Regions from separate parts of the Mus musculus genome. Here region 1 is linked to region 2. The links are chromatin loops, found by intact Hi-C in ENCODE. Cell type or tissue: left cerebral cortex. All regions are shown on one strand. Each heading gives the region's core, and the rest is flanking DNA. Links, peaks and the distances in the headings are about the cores only.

Region 1 (2,908 bases), core at 148-2,647, 72 kb after region 2:
GGTCCCCTGGAGCAGGACTCATAGTTGTTTGTGAGCTGCATGCTGTGGGTGCTGGAAACTGAACTCATATTCAATGGAAGAACAGCAAGTATTCCCACTGAGCTGTCTGTCCAGCCCCTATCTCCTACTTTTAAAGGGTCCAGCTATTCTGTTTTTAGCTTTGTTCCGTCCATTCTGTCTTTTTTTTTTTTTTTTTTTTTTTTTTTTGGTTTTTCGAGACAGGGTTTCTCTGTATAGCCCTGGTTGTCCTGGAACTCACTTTGTAGACCAGACTAGCCTCGAACTCAGAAATCCGCTTGCCTCTGCCTCCCAAGTGCTGGGATTAAAGGCATGCACCATCACTGCCCGGCTCCGTCTTAGCTCTTAACTTTTACTATTAACCATACCAGGACAGTGACACAGGTTTCTGTTTGACCTGATGGAACCCCGAGAAAGGAGATTGCTAACCCACTCACTCTGGGGACTCGTTCTTCAATGGTGCAGCAGGATGCATGCGGGGCAGCTTTTCTTATTGGCCACAGTCATCCTTAACTCTGCCTGGCTGTGCTCTGTGGTCTGGGCTGTAACAGTAATGATTTTAGCTCTTCAGTCCTCTTGGAGGCCAGTCAACATGACTGCATGCCCAGCGGGCGCCCCCTCCTTTCCAGATCCTTATTCACACTGGATGGCCCGAGACAGCAACTTCTCCCCAGCAGTACCATGCACACCTACTAAGTAAAGACTAATTCTCTTGCTCTTTAAACAGTTCCTTGCCTAAGGCTGCTTAGTTTTGCTGGTCAGAGGTTTTCTTCTCCCGGGCAGGGTGGATGTGTGCCGACAGGTTGTGTGGTCAGCATAAGCTTTCGGCAGCAGTGGACACTGTTAACTGAATGTATTCAAAGACAATGCAGATGTAGCGCTTAGTAGGCAGTTCACCCTGCAGCCTCAGCCCTCTCTCACTTGCTCGACTAGCTTTGACAAAGGAGTCAGGATCCTAGTCTATAGCGCATCTAAGCTGAAGTGGGTAAGAGGCCACTATCTTTTAAGTTTCTCAACTCTGCCACTGTGGCTGGAAAGCAGCCAGAGCCAGTATGAGCTAGTTGTGATTCAATCCGGCTTTTTTTACGAGCTGGTGTGATTCAGGACAACTTTATTTACAAAATCACACATGGACCAGACCACAGTTCACTAACTCTCGCAGTAAAGGGTGGAATTCTAGAAATAGCTTCTGCATATGCCTTATTTCCTTAAGGGACGTTAACTTAGTCTCATGCGTAAGCTTTTGTTTGTTTTGATTTAAGACTTTGAGGTTCTTATCCCTTCCATTTCCCAATCCTCTGTAATCACCGAAGTCTTTTTCAGCTGGGGAAGAAAATGCACTTCCCAGATAGATGGAGGCCCTGAAGCCCAGGCTAATGTGTAGTGTGGCCGTGGCCCCCTGCTGGTTACTTCAGGTTATTGCAACCTTAAATCTTTGGATTTCACTGTCCACAGTAGCAGTCCACCTGCTATTTTGAACGCTAGAGTGGTGGTTCTCAACCTTCCTAACGCTGCGACGCTTTAATACAGTGCCTCACATTGAGATGACAACCCCCCCCCAGTGTAAAATAATTTTGTTGCTACTTCAGAACTGTCATTTGGCTACCGTTATGAATTGGTATAAAAAAAATGAACAAAATACCTGATATGTGACCCCCAAAGGGGTCTCCACCCCACATTAGAAGACCGTTTAAAAAAATGCTCTTCCCGTCTCCAAAGACCTAATTGGATGGGTCAGGAACTTTAATAAGGTTCTTTCCGTGTGCCTCAGTTGGTTCTCGGATGTAGCCAGCTTTTCAGAACCTCTGCGCCAGCTCAATCAGCTGTCTCGTTGCTTCGTTTAAAAGGCAAAGCTGAACTCCGAGGCACCAGATGGCATTTATTTATATTGGCTCTGTGGGGTAAAGCGGCTCATCCCAGCTTCCAGTCGCTCCCGGTGTGCACTTACCAGCGCTAACCAGCCTGCCGCCGTCTACCGTCTATCACTGTAGACATGTGGGTCACGTAGATGGTTCTTAGAACTGATTGCTGATGATGTGAAAGGAGAAACGACATTGGGGCTTGCAAGTCATCCATAGATGACGTCGGAGTTGGTGGAAGGCAGTCATGGTCAAAGAAAGGAGTGCAGCAAGGGACAGCGTTGGTAGAGTACCCCAGCTTGAGTCAGCACATACTACATGACAAGGTTAGCCTGTGACGATTCCATGTTGTGGTAACAGAAGGTAATTAAACAGATCTGTTCTCTCATGTGAATAGCTCAGCCGATTAGGCTTGGAGAGTCAAGTCAAACCATCTAACATTTTGCTTTCGGGGGTAACCGCCATAGACTCTCAACTCTCCTAACCCTCTTCTCTTCCTTTTGAAATGATTGTCCTTTTAATCCTTGACACTTATTAGATCCTATCCACATTTTTAAATTGAATTTCGGTACAAAGAAAAAGTAATAGGTTTTTTTTTGTTTTTTGTATTTTGTTTTTAAACCTCTGAAGCCAGGATTGTCGCTTAGAAATAGACACGCGTGGGTTCTGTGCCCGTTCATAAAGAGGCCTCTGTGGCTTCTAATGTTTACAAAGTTTCTGGGAGTGAACAGAGGACTTTGCATCTGGTGTGTAGACTTTTAATGGTACGAATGAGACTTGTATATTGAGTGAGGCCATCATGCAGTCACTAAATAGAAAAAGACCAAGACCCAGAACTAAGCTACAAAGAAATTTCTTGGTGACTCCAAAATAAACATGGCCAGAGATGAGTCTCTGTCCCGGCAGCTGAGGCCTCTGGCGATTTCCAGGCATATCAGAGCCACCTGTGGCTCTCATGATCTGTGCATGTGTGTAGTGTGCTGCTTACAGTTGTTAAGGTGGTGGTGGCAGCCGGGGTGGGGGTGGGGGTT
Region 2 (2,908 bases), core at 268-2,767:
ATGGATCAAACTAAGCACAGTGGCTTTAAACACATCAAGAGCTGAATATTCTTCAACCAAATGTTTTTTTAGATTTTTTTTTTAATAAATAGCATTCCTTATTTACTCTGTGAGTGACTCTGTCTGTGTGTGTGTAGGCTGGGGAAAACTTGTGTGAATGGGTTCTCTCCTTCCATCATGTGTGTCCTGGGGATTGAACTTGATTCATCAGGTTTAGTGACACGCGTCTGCTTGTCATCTTGGTTTGTTCATGCCGTTAATATTTTTAGTTACTGGTATGATGACATACATCAAAGCGTTAACATAACAATAACGATCTTTTGAAATTTGGAAACCCGAAGTGTCCGGTATTATTTGATATAAACAGGGCCGTGGCCAAGATCCTAAGCTAATAGAATGTTCTGGGTGGATGCGCCTTGCCTCTGATGCTGTTTTTAGCGCGACAACTTCTAGAGTGTTGGAACCAGGTGGGCGTCAGCATAACTCCTCCATAAACAGGAAGTTCTTGTTGCCTCTGCATCTTTATCCCCTTTGCCCTAGCAACAGATGACTCTTACAACCCAATTTTGCAAGGGTCGTGGTACTTATTTCCTCCAAGAATGGCAACAAGGAGCACTGGGTCCCACAGGGAAGGAGCCCGGATCTTAGGGTGCATCTTAGAGTGAAGTGTCTGTGTTACACCCTTATCTGCCTCCAGATGCTGAGATAGAAATGGTGCCTGATCCGCCAGGCAGGCACATTTTCCAGGTTACTAAAGTCTCTGGACCCCAGCAAAGGAGAACCTTCCTGTGCTGCGCTGGGTTGGTCAATAGGATGCAAACCCTGGCCCAGCCTAGGGCTGAAGATGCTTGCAATGGAGTGCAGGGATAAGAAGAGAGGATTCTATAGCAGCAGTGGGGGGGGGGATGTTTGGATGGGGGAGACGAGATATACCACCCACCCCCAGCAAAAGGCTTTCATCCGCCCAGCGGAAACCTAGGGCACAGGTTAGCAAAAAGGGTTTCGATTTCCTGTGCAGAGCTGGGCAGGCTGGGCAGCACCTGCGTGGGGGTCCCGGCTTTCCTAGCCCCCGCTCCCGCTGGTGACTGCGTGGATTCGTGCTCACGCGAGTTCGTGCAAGTGGCTGTGGGGAAGCCAACGGTCCCGACTCCCCAGGATGCTGCGCATCCGGGACCACCTCCCCGCGTGTCGGCGGAGCAGGGGGCGCGGGCGCACGGCTCCAGCCGAGCCCACTTACCGGACTTGTTGCTGCCGCTGCAGCCGCCGGTGCTGATGCTGCGGGAGCCGTGCGAGCGGTTTTCAGCAGAGCCGTAAATCAGGCTGAGCCGGGTCGGCTCCCACGCGGGACGAGCGGCGACCGGGGCGGAGCGTGGCGCGGGCGGGACACGGGGGCGGCGCCCGGGGACGCGAGGCTGGTGCTCCGGCCCCGGGCAGCCACCCCTGGGTCCACCCCATCGGGGCCCCTCTAGCGGGAGATCCTGGGCCTTTCCCTTCACTCCAGCTCAGGATTCCGCTGACATCACGGGGAGGGATGCAGGATGGTCCCTGGGGAGGGAGGCGGGGACACGTGCCAGTCTTGCCCAGCCTAGTCTTGCTACAGGCCCAGGCAAGTGCTCCCAGTTGCAGGGGCGGCGAAAGTGGGCGTGAAGATGGAGCCTAGCTGGCTAGCCCCTGGAAAGAGCTGCCAGCAGGAAGGCTCTGATATTTATTTATATTAGAACTTCATCCAGGCAACCTGGCGGGGGGGGGGGGGGGGCACAGGACCAGCTTACTCCAGCCGTGGAAGGTAGTAGTGTCCTGGGACTAAGTTAAACAAAACTAAAGATAATAAAAGTGTAGAAGTTAAGAAACATAAATGCCAAACCCTGAGGCCTCCTCACTGAGAGGATGCCCCCAACACTAGTCTCTCAGTGGAGGAAAGATTTAGCTTCTGAGAAATCTCATTTCCTAATTGAAATTTCGGGATGTGTGTGTGTGTGTGTGTGTGTGTGTGTGTGTGTGTGTGTGTGTGTGTGTGTGTGTGTGTGTGTGTGTGTGTTATTTTGTTAAACCTGCTTTTAAGGGGCTGGAGAGATGGCTTAGCAGTTCAGAGCACATACTGCTCTTGCAAAGGACCTACACTGCTCGAATCAGCTGCTGGGCTGTCGTCAACGTTCTTTCACTGATATTCATACTAAGACTTTGATGACAGGTGCACGCCTGTAAAATTCAGGAAAGCAGTACCAGAGAGTGACTCCTACAAAACGGGGGTTGGCAGCTGCGCAGAGGCTTGCTCTCTCAGAAAATGTTATGCTTCTTGCGGTCACTATCTTAGGTCACTCTCTAAATTGAGCACGTTTATTCCAACTGTTTATTAAGCTGAAAAAAAAAGTTTGGTCTGAGTGTGCATTGCACACAACCAAGAGTCAGGGTGCACCCATCATCTTGAACAGCAGGAAGCTAATTCTGACTACCTTTGGGGCAGGATGCTAAGTATGACCTGGGAGAGTCAAGGGACCCAACGTCTAGAACTCAGCCCTCTCCCAACACTGAGGCAACTTGTTTGCCTTGCTTGGTCCCGAAATGTCTCCACTTCAGGTGAAGCGCGAAGACTTCCTAGGGCCATTTTTTTCTAACAATGGCATAAATATTATCACATTCTTCATTAAACCATATTTTACATTTATCAATACAATTTCCATATTAAATTGCATCGTGACAGAATGATTCGATAAAGAATGATTTTAGATGAAAGTAAAGGAGGGAAATCTTTTCAGGTGCAAAAGAAAAAGAATAACTCTTCCTTAAGAATACCTTTTTAAAGCTCACCTCTAAGTAGGCCAGTGTGACAGATGTCAGTGAAAAGCCATGGCTACTTCACAATGAGCTGAGGGTCGGTGACTTTAAAACAAAGCCAACACCTACAACC

What was found. Hi-C counts contacts between places; a loop is a spot of excess contacts. Peaks named below come from ENCODE experiments on the same cell type or tissue, not always from the same donor. Only the 100,000 strongest peaks of a DNase experiment are listed, where the experiment ranks them.
Region 1: it touches region 2 in a loop (3-fold over the local background); 4 of 42 quality-filtered maps call a loop at or near these places.

Annotation. Positions count from the first base shown.
Region 1 is chr10:67,983,356-67,986,263 of GRCm38, forward strand. All of the region lies in intron 1 of Rtkn2 (rhotekin 2), which reads left to right. Among named protein-coding and RNA genes, the nearest start is that of Rtkn2, 5.2 kb to the left of the region's middle. In left cerebral cortex, for the core only: CTCF peaks have their summits at 1,417 (motif pointing left) and 1,623; DNase peaks (open chromatin) are centred at 1,122, 1,415 and 1,908.
Region 2 is chr10:67,911,134-67,914,041 of GRCm38, forward strand. Zfp365 (zinc finger protein 365) reads right to left here and starts at 1,529. Exons shown (of 5, transcript NM_178679.2): 1 at 1,238-1,529. In left cerebral cortex, for the core only: a CTCF peak has its summit at 1,514; DNase peaks (open chromatin) are centred at 536 and 1,558; H3K4me3 peaks cover 1,637 bases; H3K27ac peaks cover 1,572 bases.